Linked DNA regions of Homo sapiens: all the other regions are linked to region 2. A link is a loop called in an ENCODE intact Hi-C map of the cell type or tissue named here. Cell type or tissue: heart right ventricle. All regions are shown on one strand.

Region 1 (8,000 bases), 230 kb after region 2:
GCTGTATTATGTAGTTATGGCTGGTGTGATTATTCCTGAAGTGATCTGTTTGGAATGGGCACATTATTAGGACTTGGAGAGGTAGAATTATAGGATAGAAGATTCTCAAATTCAAGAAATGGTGATAAGATTATTCAGAAAAATGTTACTATACATTAAAGCTCTTCAGCTATTTTTTGGTCCTCAAGGTTTAATGAATCTTTGGGGGAAAAAACAGTTTGGGGTTAACTTTTTTATGTTAAGCAGAAATTTGATATAATTATTTTCCTTATTGAGTCTTCTTTGGACAGAGAAAGTGGTTCTGGTAATTCTACCGTGATTTCATTGATATGATAATTAGTTGTACTGAGGATGAATCTGTAGCATTTAAAAGTTGTACAATAAATAAAATGTAAGCTCTGCTGAGCCCTGGGCATTTTTGTTAAGGCTTTATGCAGCAAGTTCTACTTAGAGAACAAAGCATATGCCTTGAGGGTGAGAAAAAGTGGCTTTCATAGGAAGAATTTGGGATCAAAAGGCACTTACCTATCCCTACCTCTATGGTCTAGAATTAGATACACGAACCCATGAATAGGTCCCAGACTGCCCGGGAGCCATGTCTGGTTCCACATATTATTGTTTCTTTACTTCTACTAGGTAAATATACTCTTCTCACCATACTTCCTGATCAGTTGTGACTCTGGTGAGGTGATCTATAAAAGACTACTGTCTTAGGAGGTTTCAATCCTTGTGTCAGGCCCCATTGCCATAGTAGCAGAGACTGTAGGGCCCGTAGCAGAGACTGCCAGCATCTCTGCTCTCCCATCTTCCTTTCTAATAGGCTGTTAATGGGTAGCATCTATGTGGCTAGCTGAAAGCTTACCTTTCCCAGTTTCTCTTACTGATGGGGGCTGCGGCCACTAGATGTGAACAAAGCCATCAAATAGGGTGTCCATGAAAGCTTCTAAGCAAGACTAAGCATGATGAGGTGCACACTTCGGCTGCTATCTCACCCTGACTTTCTGTTAGGTGGAATGTGGGTGTGATGGCAGCAGCCATGAAGTAAGGTTGAAGGGAAGAAAGAGGAGCCTGGGTCTCTGACTTGGGGGCTGCTCTAATATCACACTGAAACTGCCTAGTCCCTGAATTCTTCTTTGGGGGCCCCAAAGACCTATGTCTTATTTAAACCATGTGTCTTAGGGCAAGTCTCATAGAAACAGAGCCTCAGACCAGGATTCAGGTGTAAACTTACAAAAGAGAGTGAAGCACCAAGGGGAAGTAGGGGAGAAGAATGTGGCCCCACATGAAGCCTAATCTTGACCTGATCTGTGAGGATGTGGGGAATTCCAGAGCATAAACTGCCCAGGGAGTTGTCCTGCAGAGTCCTCACACTTTGAGGCAAAGGGGTGAGCCCTTCGTACTACATATGAGTCAGCCATTGGCTGTGGGCTACCTCCAGAAGGTGTTGCATGCAAAACTTTCTGGGGGAGGCCACTCTTGTCAGCTGGGACAGTTCTCCAGAGGAGAGGCACAGAGTGAGCAATCAGCCAGCGCCTCACAGAGGCTGGGGTCTGGGTATGCCAGCCCAGGGCACACCCAGGCCGGGCTGGATAGGGTGTTGTGGTGCCTTCTGTAGTCCTCCCTACACATTGCTCAGAACCACTTGCTTCTCATATGACATTCATTTTATCCAGTTATGGCCTCTCCAGGATTCTGGGTTCAAGAGTCCTGGGGATTTTTTTATTTTTTATTTTTTATTTTTTTGAGATGGAGTCTCACTCTGTCACCCAGGCTGGAGTGCAGTGGTATGATCTCGGCTGACTGCAACCTCTGCCTCCCGGGTTCAAGTGATTCTTCTGCCTCAGCCTCCCAGGTAGCTGGGATTACAGGCGCCCACCACCATGCCTGGCTAATTTTTATATTTTTAGTAGAGACGAGGTTTCACCATGTTGGCCAGGCTGGTCTCAAACTCCTGGCCTCAAGTGATCTTCCCGCCTCGGCCTCCCAAAGTGCTGGGATTACAGGCGTGAGTCACCACACCCAGCCGAGTCCTGGGAAATTTTTAAGAGAAGGATTAGTGGGATGAACTACAGCACCTGCTGCAGTAGTTAGTCCTGAGCTGAAACATACTCAACTCCTTTCTCTGCCCCCGATCCTAGACTCCTTTCCCTCTCCGCTAGCACTTCTCAGGTATAGGTGGCTTGCCTTAGGCTGATCCTCATCTCTAATATGTCTGAAGAGCTGGTTATCATGCCTTTATCAGGCTGTGCTTGATCAACTTTCCCATTTAGAGTAAGAGTTAGGCACAGGAGTATCAAGAGATGCTCCAGTATTAGGAGAAGCTCTTCTAATGAGCAGGGGAAATAATTTATTAACCACACACCACAGACCCAAGGCTGTGCTCACCTGTTTCAGTAAAGGTATCACATTCAGCACAGAAGACCCAGTGGAGACTTCTGCTTGGGAAATTTATTGTTTAACCCACTATTGTTTTGCCAGGGTCCATTTTTTTTTTTTTTTTGGCAGGGATGAGACTGATTAATTATGTAAGATTATGAGGGAGACTATCATTCCTACATCCTTTATGTCTTTTTTGGGTTAGGGGGAGACAGGGTCTTACTCTGTCACCGAGGCTGGAGTGCAGTGGCATAATCACAGCTCACTGCAGCCTCGATCTCCCAGGTTCTAGCAATTCTCCTACCTCAGCCTCCTGAGTAACTGGGACTACAGGCATGCGCCACCAAGCCTGGTTAAATTTTTAAATTTTTGTAGCGATGAGGTCTCTATGTTGCCCAGGCTGGTCTCAAACTCCTGGGATCAAGCAATCCTCCCATCTTGGCCCCCAATAGTGCCAAGATTATACCTTTATGTCTTTGAGAATGATGTTAATCTGTCATGCCACCTGTGTGCAATGCTGTTTTTGATTTATCATCTTAGCTAGACATGGGAGTAGTTTTTGTGGCTATAGCCTAATCTTTCCTATTATGATAGTTCTTATCCTACAGGTTAAGAAAGAAATGTGAAGGTTCTGCCAACTGCTAATTGTGTCCTTTCTAATAAAACACTTGGGATCTAGGGACATGACCACCAGTTGGTCTGTAGATCCAGGGTCTTGGATCTACAGACCAACTGGTGGTCATGGGAGAGACTTAAGAAACCTGAGCTAGAAATCCATTTATTATTTACTTAATCCCTGAGTCTCATAGGTAGGACATAATACTGCTTCACTTCTTTGGATATCAGTAATTAATATCAGTATTAATTAACCCAGACCCTGTATCCAGCAGCCCTCAAATGAATTGAATAGTCCCTTTACCCCAGTGTTTTGTCACCCAAGAAAATGGTGATAGGTATTTCTGGGGAAGAGCTGGTTGAAATCACTGCTATATATACTTCTCGTGATGTTGCAGTGTCTTTTCCTCATAGGAGACTTGCCTACTTCTTCAGTCAATGGGTTCTGGGTGTGAGAATGCTCAGGCCTGGAAACTGGACAGGGATCATAATTATCCATTGAGGTGACCAATTACATTGCCCCTAGGAACATCACGTTTTACAAGCCAACGCCATAGAATCCTGCAGGCCAGAGTATGGCTCACCCCTGTAGCTGCCATTCTAACCTTGCCGCTGATTATGGTAATTACGTCTACTGTTTTTGATGTTGAAGTGCTGCCACCTGGCGTCAGTATGTAATCTATCTCCCATTGCTATTAGAAAACCCAGTTTTGCAATAGCGTTTCCTATTGTCAGTGTAAGCCTCAGATGCCACCACTGATGAACTATGAATGATGCTGGTCCCCTCCCCTCCAAACACAAGCAAGTGAGTGATTGTGAGAATAATACTGGCCGTTGCTTTCATTGGAGCAGTGCTGTGAGTACTGCATTTCTTAATTCTTTAGTAAAATGAAACGTCCTCTGAGCCCTTCTGAGGAACTTAATCAGCCAGTAGGTTTTCTAATATGTAGTAGAAACATTCTAGTATACCCACTTCTCTGTGCCTGTTGATTCTATTCTCCACAGTTTGCCAAGGCAATTCTGCTATCTCTATTTTTAAGGTTGGCTATGTCTTTTTCCAAGTTTTCAAATATCACCTTGGCAAAATATTAGAACCTTCTCCCAGAGTCTTTTCAGTGTGTTAAATCTTGCCTGAGAATACTGTCCCATACCAACAAATCCTCTTACCTAACTTTATAATCCATTCCTCTCCACCTTTATCTAACACAAAGATTCTCTAGGTTCCAGAACGTGTAAACCACATTTATGGTTCCACTGGCTGAGACTCCATCTTCTCTTTTAGCATATCCGTAACTTTTCCAGTTGGGTCATGATGAGATGTTACATGAGTTATTGATCTGGTGCCTAGAAAGGAGGTTAGGATAGATCCTGAGAAAAGCCAGCATTGCATTTTAAGGGACCTACTGCACTTAGGGTTTCTTCACAGCCATCAAGTAAGGGAAAATGGGCCACTTGTGTAATCCCAAAGGATTCAGGATTATCTTGGCATTCTTGTTGTTCAACGTATCTAAGAACACATATGCAAATAACCTCATCCCAAGTAGGAGACATCTTTTCTTATCAGGGGCCTCACTTTGGCATAAAAGACGTGTCTAAAATAAGAATTCGGTCTTCTCTGAAGTTCTGCCTCTTCTAAAATTAATCCCTGTGCCTAATTTTTAGCTGTCTACCCTCTAGCTGCAGGAGATGAGGGTCATTTTTTAAATGTTACTGAGCCATATTTTACATATCATATAATTTGCCTATTTTAATTCACACACCATATACACCATTCACACAATTCAATAATTTCTTTTTTAGTGAATTTACCAGGTGCTAAATTTATATCATCATAAACCTTTTTTCGAGCATTTCCATCACTTCAATAGGATCATACATGTCCATTAACTTTTAGCAAGAAGTTAGGAGGATCTTCTCAAACTCTGTTGAGCCAGCTATAGCTTACCGCTGAGCACATTCAGAGAGCTAATGTACTTCCACTTGAATATGATTCCAGACCAGATGGAGTAAATGGAACAGCCAGGGGCTCTATGACTGACCAGTATTAGGGTACCTTCTTGAGCAAAACACCAGCAAGTGGGTGATTGTGAGAATAATACAGGCCATTGCTTTCACTAGACCAGTGCTATTAGCGGTGGTCCACAAACACAGAGATGCTCAGCTACTGGCTCCTAAACCTGAAGGAGCATCAGACTCAGCAGAGAAATGTATCAGAAATATGTGTGCTTAAGTTCTGCTGCCAGAGATTTTGATTTACTAGGTTAAGGGGTACAGAGATTTATATCCTCAGCAGAATCCCATGGTGATTCACATGACCCATCAGATTTGGGAGTTGTTATTCTGGGTTGTGTATGTTTGCTTTTTTGTAATATCCATATATTTTTTTCTAGGAAGCATAGTTGTGTTAATAGTATTGAGTCAGAAACGGTTGGATATAATAATTTTTTATTCATGGTTTCTGGACAGAAAACAAAACTCAGTTATTGGTTACTTCATACTCTTGTGCAGAGAGGAGATGTATATCTATTTTCTGAAATAGAAAAGTATTAGCTTTGCCCTCAAGGAGCTAGATCTGTAATGCTTCAGTTTGTTGAATTAATGACTATAAATATAAGGCAGGCAAGAATGACTTGCGAAGATGCTCTGACCCAAAGGTAAGGAAGCTGAAGTTCACGCATATTAGAAGCATAGAATAGGATCTGAAATTTCCTGGAAAGTTGTCACCTCCATTGATAATCCACTAATGAGCCCAGGTCATTTTTTTATGGTTCTGTCCAGCTTCAGGATCTCACAACTCTGATTAAGCAATGCAGTTGCTTAGAATGGAGGGGAATATTTGATCATAACACTGGTCAAGCATGAACATCCTCACACTGGCCAACTGGAAATGTGTGAATGCTCACTAAAGAAAAGCCTTTAACTCTTTAACTCTTTCTAACCCCACATCAGATTTCTCAGCAGATCCTCACATCTCTTTCTTGGAAATATACCCAGAACTGGGCCATATTTTCACCTTTTCTCCTGCAAACACTTTGATCAGTGTCTCCATTACCTTTTTCTGGAATGATCACAATAACCTTCTAACTGGACTCCCTTCATCCCTGGCATCCCCCTAAAGACATACACACATACATACACACATACATACATACACACACAAACACACAGAGACCCACACACAGACATACACACACATAATTGTTATTAGGGCAGACAAACTGATTTTATGAAAATACAGTCTCTATTTGAAATCTTCCAATAGCTCTGCACCTCACTCAGAATAAAAGTCAATGTCATTATCATGATCACAGGCCCCCAATTACTTCAACAAGCTCATATCCTGTTACTGTTTCTCATGCTCATTCTGCTGTAGTCAGAACAATGGCAAGCTGTCTGTTTATTGAACATACTAGGTGAGTTCCTATCTCAAGGCGTTTGTACTGTGGTTTCCTCTGTCTGGAATGTTCTTTACCAGATATCTGCATGGGTCACTTCTTCAGTTCTTTTATTCTGCCATCACCATCTCACTGAAGTCTTCCTTGTCCATCTTATCTAAAATTTTAATTCTAAGATTTAACCTAAGAATACTTTTTATTCCCTTTTTGTGTTCTATTTTTTATTCTTTTTGAGACAGTGTCGCTCTGTCGCCCAGGCTGGAGTGCAGTGGCATGATCTTGGCTCACTGCAAGCTCCGCCTCCTGGGTTCACGCCATTCTCCTGCCTTAGCCTCCCGTTTTTGTGCTCTATTTTACACCTTCAGTACCTAACATTATTTATTCTAGTATATATTTTACTTATGTATCTTATTTACTGTCTATCTCATCAACTAGACTAATGAAAGCTCTATCAGGACAGAACAGTGCCCAGTTCCAGGTGCTCAGGAATTACTGGAATTGAAAATTATCTGTTATATGATTATCACCTCACCATTTAACCTTAGAATTTCTTAGTTTGTGTTGTGAGTGTGATAAAATAGGAGTTTCTTTCCAAGAACTCAAAAAAGTAGAATGGATCACTGAAAGCTTGGGAAGATTGGATTTTGTAATCAAGCCTGTTCATGTCATAAACCTCTGACTTCAGCAATCAGGGTGCAAATGCTGTAATAAACTCTAATATCATTTTAGTCCAGTCTTATATTTAAAAAAAAAAATGAGGCTCAGAGCAAAGAAGTCACTTGCTAAAGATCACCTAAAGTGAGTGGCATTTGCTGATGTAGAACTTGATCTCCTCAATTGCAGTGAGGTGCTCTGTCAACTAAGCCTTTCTTAGTCTTTTGTTTATAAGCTAATATTTTTGGTCACTTTTGAAATGAGATATTACTAAAATAACCAACAACTGTTATTCTTCAGAAGAAAAGTATTTTGAACTTTACCAAAACCCCACTTAGCCTTTCTTACATAACTGTTTTATACACCTTAGGTTCGTGCAAAAGTAATTGCTGTTGCAGACCGTGAATTTAAAATCATTATAACCAGGTTCAAACACGTCTTTATTAACAAAAATAGGAACCATTACAATCGATATATTTTTGCCAATGAGAAACATTTATTTATTCCTGTAGCATAAAAATCCATGCTTTGGGATTCAAGGAACTCTCAGAATTTTCTGTATGCTGCTGGTTGTGGAAGCATTTTCCCTGCAAAAAGTTGCTGAGATGCTTGAAGAAGTGATAGTTTGTTGGTGAGAAGTCAGGTAAATATAGGAGATGAGACAAAACTTTGTAGCCCAACTCATTCACTTTTGAAGCATTGGTTGTGTGATGTGGGATCAGGCATTGTTGTGGAGAAGAACTGGGCTCTTTCTGTTGACCAATGCCAACTGCAAGTTCCCCTCTGTCACCAGGCTGGAATGCAGTGGCATGATCAACCCTCAAGGCAACCTAAAACTCCTGGGCTCAAATGATCCTCCCTGCCTTAGCCTCCCAAGTAGCTAGGACTATAGATGTGTGCCACCATGCCTGGCTAACTTTTCAATTTTTTGTAGAGACAAGGTCTTCTTATATTGGCCAG
Region 2 (8,000 bases):
GCACTCAGCAGAATGCCAGACACTTGCTAGATATATAATACATGGCAGGCAGTACATTATTGTTATTACTGCTGTTACAACTCCTTATGGAATTTTCCAAGTCATAAGTGTACTTTCCTCTTGCAGATTATCTGAGTAGGCTGAACCATCGGTGAAAAGGAGGCCAAGCATCTCAAAAATAGGACACGTGAGAGTATGGAGCCAATGTGACACTCAGGTGAGTTAGCCTTATGATCCCTAAGCATGCAGTCCTTGGACCAGATGCATCAGGATCTTCTGGTAAGTGTGCTAAAATATAGGCTACTGAGACCCACCCTATGTCTGTCAAATCAGAATATTCTAAGGAAGCAGGTCCCAGGGAATATATATTTTAAAGCTCCCTAAATACACTTCATGGGCTGCCAGATTTGGGAATCGCAGGATTAGGTAGCTACCTAAATGAAGACACTTAAATGTGCCAAAAGCTTCTCTTTCACCCATCCATTTATCCATCTATTCACCCATCCATCAACCAAACATGTGCCAGTATCTGGTATTTGCTTCATGACCTGCTACTGCTGTGGTGGGTGCAAAGATAAATGATCAATGTTCTCAAAGAGTCAATAGTCTAAGAGAATGGATGAATGAAGTATAAATAATAAAAGATGTGCTATGAAGTACGATAGGGGTCCAGAAAAGTATATACTTATTCCAGATTGTGGCAGAAGACTCTGGAGAGGTTTCGTTTTATATAATGGCATGAATTCCCCTTCAGATCCATCTCTAAATCAAGCTTCACCTACTTCTGACTGTTTGTGTTAGATACCAATCCTATGGATTTCTATAGTTTTCTGGAATTACTTTTTACACACTACAGTAGAGTTATGTGGCTGCTTCCATGTTTTACTTAGAAGCTGAGAGCTTGATAAAAGTGAAGGCTGCATCTTAATCATCACCTTTTCCCCCACCTCCTAGCTAGGGTCTGGCTCTGCCTAAGCAGCTGCCATTGGTGCTCAATAAACATTGAAGAAGTTGGGTTGTTGCACTGGTTATGCAAAGAAAGGGACACAGTGGGTGTAAGCGTGGGGCGGGGAGCAAAGCTGGGACCAATCATGGAACACCTAGAATTTGAATCAAATTTGGGCTTTAGTTTTTAGGCAATGAGCCTAAGACAATTTTGGAAGCATCCTTTGTTCACAAAAAAGTTAGAAATGGTGAGAACTAGGGCAGTCTATCACAAAGTGTGGGAGAGGTAATTTTATATGTAAACTATTATAAATCACATTTGAGTTATGAAGTGAGACAATTATTCCCTTTGCAGTTTCATTTCATTCTGTCTAATTATTTCAGGGAGACATTCTGAATTGGGTGCTAGTATTTTAACACTTCTCTAACACTTTCTCTTTTTAAATTTTGTTTATTTTTAATTGACAAATAATAATTGTGTATATTTATGGGGTACATTGGGCATGGAGGGTGGGTTATTCTGTGATGTCTTGACCTGTGTGTACATTGTAACACTTCTCTAATACTTTCTAATCCAGCCATCCCCAACCTTTTTGGCACCAGGAACCAGTTTTGTGGAAGACGATTTTTCCACAGATGGTTGGGGGATGATTTTGGGATGGAACTATTCCACCTCAGATCATCAGGCATTAGATTCTCATAAGAAGCATGCAACGTAGATCCCTCACATATACAGTTCACAATAGGGTTCATGGTTCTATGAGAATCTAATGCTGCCACTGATCTAACAGGAGGCAGAGCTCAGCTGATAATGCTTTTTCACCTGCTACTGACTTCCTGCTGTGTTGCCCAGTTCCTAACAGGCCATAGACTGGTACCAGTCCATAGCCTGGGGCTTGAGGACCCCTGCTCTATGATGTCTATACAACAATAAAATTGCCTAATGATACATTTCTCAGAATGTATACCCATCATTAAGTGACACATGGCTGCTTGTGTATTTTTATATATAGCTAAATGTGGCTAGATTAGATGTGATATCTCTTTGGATGCAGGGATAGGTGGGCAAGTTTCTAAAACACGAAACTAACTGTGTCTTTTCTCTGCTTAAGAACCTTCCATGACTCCCTGTTGTTCATAACCGGATAAATTCTAAGCTGCCTAACTCAGAATTCTAGCTTAGAGATGTCTACGCCTGGCTGCTCCCAACAGTTAGTCTCATGTCCTGTCTCAAACATGGGGCTTCAGTAAGAATGAAATTTCCAAGGAGAATTTTATATTCTGCATGCCTTTAAAGGCTCAAGCCTGGAGACCCCCCTTCTTGCCTCTCTTACCCTTTTCACCAGGGCACCCTCTATTCATCCTTCCAGAGCCTTCTCTGGGAAGTCCTTTCCCAAAGCCCACTTCCCAGCCTAAGCTTAGTGCTATTTCTGTAGATACCCAGAAACACATCAACTATATGTACAGTTTACCCTAGTATGTCAAAGTTATAGTTACTGCCTTAGGAGGGATTTTGAGCTTTTCATCTTTATTACTCGGGCTTCTGCTACTGTGTCAAGCAGGTAGTTGACACTCAACAAATGTTTGTTTAGCCTAACTCAGCAGAACACATGGAGTGTGTTCACATGGAGTAACCTGATTTTGCTTAGTCTGCAACATTTCTTGCATGCATCCCCTGCTTGCAGTCTCAATTACAGTCATCCTGTTTCAGTTTTCTTAACTTGTCACTCCCTTCCTCTGATAACTTTTGCCATACCTCTGTATAACATGGCCTACTTTTTGAAAAAGATTTTTTTACATTCACCTACATTTGTCTCAAATTTTTTTTTAAAAGAAACTTTGTATTACTACCGTCATTGAAAACCTTCATCACTTGGCACAAAAGAAAGTTTAAAAAATACAACAAAAGACATTCTACTAAATTCTGGCTAGACAACCTTGCCTGCTCTAGTAGATGCACTGAGACCATTAATGAATCTTTCATCCCACCTTGTGTCATATTCTTTGCCACATGACTTTGGGTCTCCCTCACTACTAGGCAAGTTCCTGTCTCCATCTCTTGATTCTGAATTCAGCCATAATACTTGCTCTCCCCAATGTTGTTTTAGCAGATTTGACACATACAGAAGCGTGAAAAACTCTTGTGTGACTGGGATAGCTCCTCTGCAATGAGAACATGCCTGGGATAATGTACTGAAAAGATGTGAGAAATACATGAAGCAGAGTCCAGTCATCCCAGCCAAGAACCAGCTGTGAATGTAACCGCATGACTTTGAGGCAAGTCCAGACCAAGAACAAAGAACCACTGGTCTTAAAGACAGACCTGCAGATTCCTGAGCTAAATAAAAGTTTATTGTTGAAAGGCACTGAGTTGTTTTTGTTTCCTACAGATATTAATGTGGCAATAGATAGCTAATATACCTGCCAAGGCTCTGAGCCTGAGACATGTTTTCTCTTTGCTAAAAAGATAGATTAGAACAGGGGTCCCCAAACCCCAGGCCACAGACTGGTACAGGTCTGTGGCCTATTGGGAATTGAGCCACACAGCAGGAGTGGTGGGTGAGCCAGCATTATCACCTGAGCTCTGCCTCCTGTCAGATCGGCAGAGGCATTAGATACTCATAAGAGCATGAACCCTATTGCAAACTGCATATGCAAAGAATCTAGGTTGTGTGCTCTTTATGAGAATCTAATCCTGATGATCCAAGGTGGAACAGTTTCATCTGGAAACCATCCCCCTTCCCTGCTTGGGGAAAATTGTCTTCCACAAAACTGGTCCCTGGTGCCAAAAAGGTTGGGGACTGCTGTCATAGAGCATATTTACACAAACCTAGGTGGTATAGCCTGCTACACACCTAGGCTATATGGTATAGCCTATGACTCCTAGGCTACAATCCTGTACAACTTGTTACTATATTGAATGCTGTGGGGAATTGTAACACAATGGTATTTGTGTATCTAAACATATCTAAAAATAGAAAAGATATAGTAACATAGGTTATTATAATCTTATGGGACCATTGTTATATATGCTGGCCATTGTGGACCAAATATTTATAACCTGTGACTATATACATATATATAACATATATGTGTGTTTATATTTATATTTATAATACATTTATTTACATAAATTTTTCTCTACAAAAATTCCTGCCAGGTAGTTTTCCTCCTTCTGTTTGCAAACCTCCAGTGACAGGTGGCTTATTATTAGCAAATGAGCCTGTTACAGTCCTGATTGTAACTGGATGAAAAAGATAGACTTCAGCAACACAAAACTGGAAATGGGGATTGTTGCAGTAATCCAGGTGAGGGACATGGAAGAGCCAAAACGAGCAGGAAGAGTCCGGATGTAATGATAGAGAAGCGAACTCCTTTGGTTGATGCTAAGTGCCAAAAAAATGTGAATTGTGTAAAATGTGAATTGTAAAGTGGTTGTGCTCACTTTAGAGCCCAAACTTACTGCATGAACAACTCCCAAACCACACAAATATCTACTTTTCCTTTAAATGGACAAAGCAATGCTGACACCCAGTGGCTGGTTCAGATTACCCACAGCTCTCAGAGAGAGGATCCCAAGGGAGATGAAAGTCAACTTGCTCAGCCCCGACCATCAGAGCACAACCCAGGATCTTTAGCTGAAAGGGCGAGTCTAAATTCAGCCAGTAATAGCCAGCCATGTGATGTGTTTGACACCACATAAAGGATAGTTCCCGGTAAGTTTAATGCAGATAAAAGACCCAAATTTAACCTGCAGATGAGAAGAGTGTTGAATCAAAGTCAGCCCCTTGGGAAACAGAGACAAAAGCAATTACCCTGAGTTCCCTGGAAAACTCCCATCCAAAGCACCAATAAGAAATGAAATAGTTAAATAGTTGACTGGCTTTGGTTGGAAGCCAGTCAACTCCCATTCTGACACAGAGTCAGGATGTGATAAAACAACAAGGAACTTGACAAATTGAATGGACAAACTGGTCCAAGGGGGGAAATGAGTTTGCTAAGGCCTAAAAGCAAGCTAATGGCAGAGAGGAAACACTAGTGTGCTTCCTGCCTGACCAGACTTAACAGCTGGAGCTCTAGTAGCCATCTTGAACCATGTGACAAGGGCCACAATCTTAGGATGGTAGAGAGGAAAGTAGAAGAGTCTGTTCATGAACAAATTCATGGGGCTGTCATACCAACCTGCAGTGTAGATCAGATTTTTATGAACTCTCATCCATGCTCAAAATGTCAATTATCATCTGAATGTCATTGATGCTGATTGTCTATCTACTTGATGTCGCCATTTGAACATCACAGAGGAACGTTCAGAACAAAACTCAGGATCTTCTCCCCACAAATTTGGTTTTCCTTCAGTGTCCCTAAATGACACCACCATCCAGTGCACAAACCAGAAGTAGAGGAGACATCCTTGACTCCTTTCTTTTCCCTGACCCCCATAACTAAAAAATCACAAGGCTTGAAAACATGACTTTATATTAACCCACTTCTTAATATTCTTTTCATCATTGCTCCAATCCTCCCTGCTTTATCCATTGGACACATTTTGCTTGTTTGTTTATCACCTCTTTCCTCCGTAAAAGAATGCCAGCTTCCATGCCTGCCCCACTTTGCATTCTGCTGCTCTTTCTTCAGACACTCTATTTTATTACAGTCTATTATTTTCTTCATACCTTTTATCTGCATCTGAAATGATGTGTATTTGTCTATGAGACTAGGGGTCTCATCTGTCTTGTCCGTGGTTTTTGACTAATGTAGTGAGAAAAGAGCAGAGATTTTGTCTATTTGCCTCACTATTGTATAACTAGCACTCAGAACTGTGCCTAGTACAAAGTAGGTGCTTAATGAATGCTTCTTGGTGAGTAAATATGAATATAGATACACATGTAATGTACATATAGTGCTTGGGCAGTAGGAGGATCTGGCAAAGGAGGTCCTGGGTTAGCAATTACCTGGTTACAGACTGCAACTCAATTACCTGTGCCTTGTTATTTTTGTAGTCAATGGTGTGAAAGCCAATGTTGCGTATCTGCCAAGGACTCGAAAAGGCAGTCTGAGGTTTGATATCATCATCATCATCTGATGAAAAAAAGATCAAACCTAGCTCTGAAAGGGGAAGTAGGGTACCTGGTGGATGTTGTCTTAGGTCAACTTGGGCTGCCACTTTTATTTTCTGTTGCTTTCCCTAACAGCCAGCGTCTATAAGGAAGGTGGTTGTCTACTTGTTCGTGCCATAGTTTAGCTGGTTTTTGACTGAATCCATGAAAGAAAAGGAAGGAAGGAGGGAGGGAGGGAAGGAAAGGGATAGAAAAGGAAGGGAAGAAAGGAAGAAAGAAGAGACAGAGAGACAGAGAACGAACCTGTTCTATGTAAAGTATTACAAGGGAAATAAAGAGAAGGTCTTTATACTTCCTGTTTTGTTCATTCCCTGACCCCACATTTGAATTCTTTATGTAACAGCCAGAATAATCCTTCCCTCTCCCTCTCTCCTCCTCTTATTCCGTCTCTCTCTCTTTTCCTCCTTTCTTTTCTCATTGGCTTAATAAAATAAAGTGAATTTTTACTCCATAACAACTCAACATTAGTGTTCCTGGTTAGCATGGGGCCACTCATATGATTATCTAGGAGCCCCAACAGGGTACCTTTGTCTTGATACTCTGAGCTCTTTTAGGGCCTCAGAGATTTCTACAAACCAGGAAAGAATAGGAAGGATCCTGCATGGAGTGTTTTTATAAGTCAAGTGCATGATCTCTGTAAGATATAAGTTGTATAGTGTCCTACCCTGCGTAAAACTTTCAGTGGCTTCCAGCCACCTTAGAATAAAACTCAAATTCTTCACTGTGGCCTACAGGGTGCTACATGATTGTTCTCACTTGCCTTTTTAAAATTTTATTTTTAACTAACAAATGTTAATTATACATATTTATGGGGTACAATGTGATGTGATGTTTCAATACATGAACACATTGTGAAATGATCAAATTAGGTGGATCCATCATCTCAAATACTTACAGTTTCTTTGTGGTGAGATTTAAAATCCAGTCTTTTGAATTATTAACTGTAATTACCATGCTATGTAATAGACCACCAGAACCTTTTCCTCCTAACTGAAACTTCAACCAACATCTCTCCTTTCCCTGTCCACAACCCCCTGCCCCACCTCCAGCCTCTGGTAACCACCATTCTACTCTCTACTTTTTTTTTTTTTTGTCCATGTGTTCTCATTGTTCGTCTCCCACTTATGAGTAATAACATGCAGTGTTTGGTTTTTTGTTCCTGTGTTAGTCTGCTGTCTACTCTCTAATTCTGAGTTCAACTTTTTTTAGATCCAACATACAAACGAGATGAGATCATGTGGTATTTGTCTCTCTGTGCTTAGCTCATTTCACTTGGCATGATGTCCTCTAAGTTCATTCATATTATCTTAAATGAAAGGATTTCCTGCTTTTTAAGGAGTAATAGTATGGCATTGTGTGCATATACTGCATTTAAAAAATCCATTCATCTATTGATAGGCACTTAGGTTGATTCCCTATCTTGGCTATTGTGAATAATGCTGCAGTGAACATAGGAGTGCAGATAACTCTTCAACATACTGATGGCATTTTCTTTGGATATATTCCCAAAAGTGGGATTGCTGGATCATATGGTAATTCTATTTTTAAATTTTTGAAGAGCCTTCATACTGTTTTCCAAAATGGCTGTACTAATTTGCAATACTACCAACAGTGTACAAGGGTTCCCTTTTCTCCACATCCTCATCAACACTTATCTTTCATCTTTTTGATCATGGCTAATTTAACAGGCACGAGGTAATATCTCATTTTAGTTTTAATATGCATTTCTCTGATGATTAGAGATGTCGAACATTTTTTAATATATCTGTTGGCCATTCTTATGTCTCCTTTTGAGAAATGTTTATTCAGCTTCTTTGCCCTTAAAATAGAGTTATTTGTTTTCATGTTATTGAGTAGTTTGAGTTAATTGTATATTTTGGATATTAACTCCTTATCCAAAATTAACCTACACAACTGTGGCCAATTAATTTTCAACAA
Region 3 (8,000 bases), 67 kb after region 2:
TCACCCTAAGCCACTCCTGTATATAGTTTTCCCTACTGACACCTGCTCATCCTTCTTTGCTTCATTCAACAGCATCCTATGGCTAACTCCTAAGCACAGTGATGCAATTCTGCCTGGAGATACAGATTATCCTCACAAGAGGCACAAAACAGGTAGAAAAATGGGCATTCATGATAGGGGGCTGGTAACAGTGTGTTGCCTGCAGAGAATGGATAATAAAATTTTGCTTGAAGAATATTGGCAATTGAGTATTTGCAGAATATTGACAATTGAGTGTGCTTGTGGGGGCTTTCATTGATGAAATTGTTTAAAGAGTACTCATCTTTGGGCTTTCTGTGTGAGACTGACTGGAGTGAATTCTTAGGCCAGTGTCATCGATGGTCAGACAGAAGTTGCTGACTGAGAATGCATTTGGAGTTCCCTGTCATTTCTACTTTGACTTGAACTTCTACTCCCTGGTAGTCTCATATAATGAGGCCAGCATGACCTAGAGAATCAAGCGTGTCTATTTTTATTGGGAAACATGTAGAGGTGATATAATGGTCAAGATGAGATCTGGCTCTTCTTGCAAGATGCCTGTAGTACTGAAGGAAGAAGTTAAACCATGCGGGCATTATTGTCAGTAATATGGACTGGATGCCCTCATCCAGCACAGAAATGCAGGAAATAATATTTTATTTTTTCTTCAATGAAAAACATTGGTAACAAAACCTGAGTTGTCCTTGCTGTGAGCACTCCTGAGCTGAAAAACCTTTTCTCTTTGTGCCCCAGTTTGCCCAACTATAAATGCAGCGTTGGACTAGATGATCTCTAACACTCAAATGTAGTGGAGAGAGCTTTGGAGCCCTGAGATCTGAGATTGAGTCCCACCTTTAGCACTGATTGGGCAAGTTCCTTCTTTTCTCTGGGCCTCAGCTTGCTATTAGACTGAGGGGATTGGATAAGATGTCCTTAAGATCCCTCTCAGTCCGGAAGAGTAGATGGACCATCAATATAGCATGGAGGCAATGATCAGATACTGGCCCCTGAAACAAAGCCACATCATGTTGAGAATCTAATAGAACAAAGTTATCTTCCATCAGAGAGAATTATTCATCCTGTTCCTCAGTGGGCATTTTGTCTTCTGTCTCCTTGGACTACTTTGAACATCATCAGAGGCTCAGGCCATGCTTACTGCTCAGTGTTGCAGAGAAAATGCAGATAAATGGATAGTGTTGGGAATTCTATTTCTGCCTGTGCTGAAAGATGTTTTGAAGTTACCATATGCTGCAGGAGATGAAGTGAGTGTGTACAGAGGAGAGATGTGATAAAGGTAACTTAGTTTGATAGCAATTCAAATGAAAAATCTTTGACATAGGGCACCTGCTTCACATTAGTGCATTGGGACAATAGTTAATGGGATTGCAGCTAGATTCACTTCTATCAATAGAGGGAAGGATGGTCACAGTTCCACGTAGGAGGGAGAGAGTACTCAGCTCCAAACATGTCACTGGAGATAAGTTTCAATTTTGTTTGGAAGGAAGCATTAACATGTTGGGGCACATCCAGAGAGACAAGAAGGGAGATAGGTTAAAAACACATGGAATATAAAGAATAATTGAAGTTTGCAGGGTAAAGATGTTAAGCTGAAAGTGATGGGAGAAAACCCTGCTATGAGGAAGTGGTATGTGACTGCAGAAAGGAGAAGCGAGAAGATTTATGTCCTTCTAGATGAAACAATAGTCTGTTGTAAGGAGACAAATACTGACAGGATAAAAAGCCTTTCAGAATTTCACAACAGTGGAAGGCATTTTTGCACTAATCAAGGAGGTTGTTATAACTGGGGGTGCTCAAATAGAAATTGGGAGATCTGTCTTCAGAGATGCTGTATTGAATGGGAGGTTTGGCAAGGAAACTCTTCTCTAGCTCTGTTATTTTATGCAGGATACATCAATAGAATTAAGCCCTCAAGCTATAGTTATGGTTCCTCTACTGACTTGCTATGTGACCTTAACTGGGTCACTTAACTTTTCTGGACTTCAGTTTACTCATCTGCAAAATGGAGACAATAACATCTGTCCGACAATACCCAACAATAATGCTGTAGAAGCCTGTGAAGATCGAATAATACATGTAAAAATGCCTCGACGAATAGGACAAACTGTGTGTAAATGACACATTAGTGATGTCATAATTCCTCATTCTCCAGCCCCTGTCTTGCCTGGCTGTACATCATTGTGATTAAGAGTAGCAGCTCAAGGGTTAGACTGCTTGAGTTTGAATCTCAGCTCAGCCACTGGCTGCATATGTGATCTTTGGCAAGTTATTAAGCTTGTTGATCCTGTTTCATGGGCAAAATAATGGGGCTGATAAGAGTAATGTTGATTTTAGAGAGTCATTGTGAGGATTAGTGCCCTAATGCATGTAAAGTGATTTTCACAGTGCCTAACACAGAATATACTCTCCAAAGCTTTGTTCTTCTCACCATTATTATTATCAGCAGGCAGTACTTACATCTCTTCAGTTGATTGTGACAACGGCTGACTGAGTTGTTGAGGTGTCTTTCAGAAATCTCTTGGAGAGACTTTAGTCTGTCTCTGAATGTCCAAGGCTGCAAAGCGCAGAGAAGGCCCATCTCAGTCCCTCAGGGGAGATCTAAACGCAGCTCCCAAAGTTTGTCAATTTGGCGACCCCAAATGTTTTCTTTTATTTGGAAGCTCACAATATTCCATCATAAATGTTTTATAATTGCTTCATGAATTATTCACCTGCAACTTAATAACCTTAAATTTTATAGGATTATGGTTTTATGGGAGAAAAACATTACCAACCTGGGACCCAGCTGTGAAGAGAAAATGCTGATGTTACCAATTTATTTTCACTATGCAATAGGAGGTTTTTTCTGTAACTATGAAATATAGAATATTAATAAAAGAGCAAATAAAAAAACTAAAAGAGAAGGAAAAAATCCTTACATTGCTCTTTTTAAAAAATTTAATCTCAAAACTGCATTTGCAATATTTTTTCCTATTGCCAAGGAGCTGATTTAGCTCCATTAGAGTTGGTTTCACCTTCTTTGGTGAAGCCAAAGAAAAATTGCTTGTTTTCCTTCCTTACATACCTGGTCTTTGTCTTTCCTATACTTTTATTCATTACTGAATTATTTTTTAGACTGGAATCATTAGTGATTTTTAAATTAGTATCACCCTCTTGCCATCCTAGACTGTTAGAATGTTAGTTTTGAAATGTCGAACTATCAGTTTTGAAATTTCTAATGCTGTCTAAGAGGAGCATTGTAATACAGTGAAAAAAGCGATGGTTAGATTTGAGTCTGAGTTTAGACTATCACTTAATTGATACATGACTTTAACAATTCCATTAAGTTTTCTCAGCCTTGCTTTCCTTTATAAGAATAAGATACTACACCAATGTAAGGAACTAATCCAGCAATACAGGTGAAGGAAAGCTGGGATGTTGACAGGGCTGTGGAAGGATGAGCGGGAAGCTCGAAAGAGAAAGCTAGCTCACATCAGATATCTGGCAGAGAAGTCAACTCCTTTACTTTGTGTTATGGTTTGAATATATTTTCTAAAGTTCCTGTGTTGGAAACTTAATCCCCAATACAACAGTGTTGAGAGGTAGGGTCTAATGGGAGGTGGTTAGGTCATGGAACTCCACCCTCTTTAATGGATTAACACTGATTATAAAAGAGACTGAGGCTGTGAGTTTGATCTCTTCCTCTCTTGCCCTTCTGCCTTCAACCATGAAATGATGCAGCAAGAAGGCCCTCACCAGATGTGTGGCCTCTTGACCTTGGACTTTTCATCCTCAAGAACTGCCAGAAATATATCTCTGTTCTTTATAAATATCCCAATCTTAGATATTCTGTTATAGCAGCACAAAATGGATGAAAACACTTGGATTTGAATTTTCAATGGGAGCAAACATAAAGCAATACCATCCTGTTATCTAATGTCAGGTAAGGGTGCTTACTCATCAGCTATTAAAACTGTTCTATTGAAATCATAGGACATGCATGTACCTTTTTTTTAGAATCAAATATAGTAGAAAGATAATAGAGATAATGAAAAGTCGATTCCAGCTTTCCCATTTTACACATAAGAAAACTGAGACCAAGTGAGGAGGATAGATTTGCCCAAAGTGTTATGGTAGATTAGTGGCAGAATCTGGGACCAAAAGCCTGGTTCTTGTCTGGGCACTTGTCTAACAGAGAAAGTGCCACAAATGTGCTTCAGGTAGGGGCTCCTGGAATGGAAGACAGGGGGTCATTAAGAAAAGTGGGATGGGAGCAGATGTTGGGCAAGGTGCAAGTTGGAGGAAGAAGGCTAAGAAATATGATTCAACTATAAGCAAATAAGCCCTACAAGCAATGCTTGGGAGTCAGTGGGTGTTTTTTTGGACTGGTTAGACCTGAGCCATCCAGTTAAAACAGGACTAGGTGTCCCAGAGGCAGTACATCTTCCCCTCCCCACAATTTACACTGACCTCTAATAACATTTTACTAAAATTATCTGGGCCCTAATTAATTTTCCTGGCTGTTTTCTTTCTTATTGCTCTCCTGGCCACAAGATAAGGACAATGACGTCTTCTAATGAATGGAGTGAACAGTTGGGCTCAACTCATTTGTTCTAAATGGCTCTTTTTCCTCTGCCTAAGGAAGCTTTGGGGATTTCCCCCGCTTGCTTTTTTTTGGATGGATGATGGGAGATGACACCTGTTAGTGTCTGAGAAGACAGGCATTACCAACAACTTACCCTCTAGGGCACCCACTATCTGTAAAAAGATTATTCGTTTTGTTACTGGAAGGTCTGTCTACCTGTCAGCTAAGGGAGGAAGAGAACTGACATTTGCTATTGTGCTTATTGTGTGCTAAGTATTTTTCTGAGTGTTCCTTCTCTGGGTTCCTAGAACATCCTGTGTATTCTTCCAACATACAGTTGCCAAGATCTGCTTTCCTGAAAACACGGCAAGCAACTTTAGGGCATGCAATACATCTATCTCATAGTTGCATTCTTAGTGTCAGTGTGACAGCCAACTCATAGCAAGTTCTTAATTAATAGGTGTTCAACTGATAAATGACTCCTGGGTGGTAAATACAGGCTTTCTTATCCAGTGCTTACCATCACCCTTACTCCTATTCATATTCCCATTTTACAGATAACTAAGGCAAGGCTCAGAGGGACTTGCCTAAGGTCTCACATGTAGTATATATAGTTCTACATGACAGGAAAAAGTCCAGGGTCTTTCCATTGATTAAACATGTTGATCACTTATAGAAACAATGTTTTATCTCTGGGTACCTGCTGAATTTCAGCATAGACCCCAATGAAGTGCTACCTTTGGAAGAGATATTGTGGATATATTCTCATGGAAGAAAAGATGCTATAAGCTACAGTAACAAGTTTGCCCTGTACTTGGAGGCATTATTATGAACTAAGAGTTGGCTTCAGATATGGTAGAAGTAGACGTGACAAGATAGCATGTAAATTGGAGTCTGAGGAATTGTAATTATTAGAGGGGAAGATAATTTAGGATCTTCCCTGTATAATATTGCAACTATTTTTTTTTAGCTCTGGCAATGTATACTTGAAATTATTGACCCAAATATTTTTATTTTTAGTAGTTATGGAGCTATGTTGCTTAATGGGGGGATGGAGGCAGGCAAGAAGGGAACGGCTGAAAACCCTTGCATGTAGCAAGAATTGAAGAAAACAGGTAAAAATAGGAAAGGAGCAGGAAGAAGTAACACGCTGAGAGTTAAATCAAGGATGGACATTATTAAATGGAAGGCAGGGGATTTTAGTTTTGTGAGCATGGCCAAGTATGGGCTTTAGAAGGCCAAGACACTCCCCTGAAAAGTTTTTATAGGTATATTTCACTGAATATTTTATATGTATATATACATATATTTCATATGTATATTGTGCTAAACAGAAGGCACATACATTTCGTTTTTCAAAGTGATCATTAACTTTCCAAAAGACTAACAACTGGTTGTGGGTAAATAAAAGTAAGTCAAAATGTCCTAGGACCAGAGTTCCAGAATGGGGATGACAATACCTTTTTTTTTTTTTTTAATTTTTTTATTTTTTATTTTTAATCTTTTTTTTTTCTTTTTTTTTATTATTATTATACTTTAAGTTTTAGGGTACATGTGCACATTGTGCAGGTTAGTTACATATGTATACATGTGCCATGCTGGTGCGCTGCACCCACTAACGTGTCATCTAGCATTAGGTATATCTCCCAATGCTATCCCTCCCCCCTCCCCCGACCCCACCACAGTCCCCAGAGTGTGATATTCCCCTTCCTGTGTCCATGTGATCTCATTGTTCAATTCCCACCTATGAGTGAGAATAGGCGGTGTTTGGTTTTTTGTTCTTGCGATGGTTTACTGAGAAGGATGGTTTCCAATTTCATCCATGTCCCTACAAAGGACATGAACTCATCATTTTTTATGGCTGCATAGTATTCCATGGTGTATATGTGCCACATTTTCTTAATCCAGTCTATCATTGTTGGACATTTGGGTTGGTTCCAAGTCTTTGCTATTGTGAATAATGCCGCAATAAACATACGTGTGCATGTGTCTTTATAGCAGCATGATTTATAGTCATTTGGGTATATACCCAGTAATGGGATGGCTGGGTCAAATGGTATTTCTAGTTCTAGATCCCTGAGGAATCGCCACACTGACTTCCACAATGGTTGAACTAGTTTACAGTCCCACCAACAGTGTAAAAGTGTTCCTATTTCTCCACATCCTCTCCAGCACCTGTTGTTTCCTGACTTTTTAATGATTGCCATTCTAACTGGTGTGAGATGATATCTAATAGTGGTTTTGATTTGCATTTCTCTGATGGCCAGTGATGATGAGCATTTTTTCATGTGTTTTTTGGCTGCATAAATGTCTTCTTTTGAGAAGTGTCTGTTCATGTCCTTCACCCACTTTTTGATGGGGTTGTTTGTTTTTTTCTTGTAAATTTGTTTGAGTTCATTGTAGATTCTGGATATTAGCCCTTTGTCAGATGAGTAGGTTGCGAAAATTTTCTCCCATGTTGTAGGTTGCCTGTTCACTCTGATGGTAGTTTCTTTTGCTGTGCAGAAGCTCTTTAGTTTAATTAGATCCCATTTGTCAATTTTGGCTTTTGTTGCCATTGCTTTTGGTGTTTTGGACATGAAGTCCTTGCCCACGCCTATGTCCTGAATGGTAATGCCTAGGTTTTCTTCTAGGGTTTTTATGGTTTTAGGTCTAACGTTTAAATCTTTAATCCATCTTGAATTGATTTTTGTATAAGGTGTAAGGAAGGGATCCAGTTTCAGCTTTCTACATATGGCTAGCCAGTTTTCCCAGCACCATTTATTAAATAGGGAATCCTTTCCCCATTGCTTGTTTTTCTCAGGTTTGTCAAAGATCAGATAGTTGTAGATATGCGGCATTATTTCTGAGGGCTCTGTTCTGTTCCATTGATCTATATCTCTGTTTTGGTACCAGTACCATGCTGTTTTGGTTACTGTAGCCTTGTAGTATAGTTTGAAGTCAGGTAGTGTGATGCCTCCAGCTTTGTTCTTTTGGCTTAGGATTGACTTGGCGATGCGGGCTCTTTTTTGGTTCCATATGAACTTTAAAGTAGTTTTTTCCAATTCTGTGAAGAAAGTCATTGGTAGCTTGATGGGGATGGCATTGAATCTGTAAATTACCTTGGGCAGTATGGCCATTTTCACGATATTGATTCTTCCTACCCATGAGCATGGAATGTTCTTCCATTTGTTTGTGTCCTCTTTTATTTCCTTGAGCAGTGGTTTGTAGTTCTCCTTGAAGAGGTCCTTCACATCCCTTGTAAGTTGGATTCCTAGGTATTTTATTCTCTTTGAAGCAATTGTGAATGGGAGTTCACTCATGATTTGGCTCTCTGTTTGTCTGTTGTTGGTGTATAAGAATGCTTGTGATTTTTGTACATTGATTTTGTATCCTGAGACTTTGCTGAAGTTGCTTATCA

Evidence for each region. Peaks named below come from ENCODE experiments on the same cell type or tissue, not always from the same donor. Only the 100,000 strongest peaks of a DNase experiment are listed, where the experiment ranks them.
Region 1: it touches region 2 in a loop (4-fold over the local background); 16 of 110 quality-filtered maps call a loop at or near these places.
Region 3: a loop joins it to region 2, with 2.7 times the contacts of the local background. A loop is called at or near these places in 5 of 110 quality-filtered maps.

What each region holds. Positions count from the first base shown.
Region 1 is chr5:152,501,988-152,509,987 of GRCh38, forward strand. No RefSeq gene overlaps it. Among named protein-coding and RNA genes, the nearest start is that of NMUR2, 100 kb to the left of the region's middle. In heart right ventricle, a CTCF peak has its summit at 3,673 (motif pointing left); a DNase peak (open chromatin) is centred at 3,634.
Region 2 is chr5:152,267,139-152,275,138 of GRCh38, forward strand. It overlaps LINC01933 (long intergenic non-protein coding RNA 1933), which reads left to right. Exons shown (of 3, transcript NR_109876.1): 2 at 127-217; 3 at 3,057-3,311. Among named protein-coding and RNA genes, the nearest start is that of NMUR2, 130 kb to the right of the region's middle. In heart right ventricle, a CTCF peak has its summit at 4,481 (motif pointing left); DNase peaks (open chromatin) are centred at 3,176 and 4,503; H3K27ac peaks cover 3,479 bases.
Region 3 is chr5:152,333,906-152,341,905 of GRCh38, forward strand. LOC105378237 (a long non-coding RNA gene) reads left to right here and starts at 3,762. Exons shown (of 3, transcript XR_944433.2): 1 at 3,762-3,958. In heart right ventricle, no CTCF peak of the experiment used is centred here; no DNase peak of the experiment used is centred here.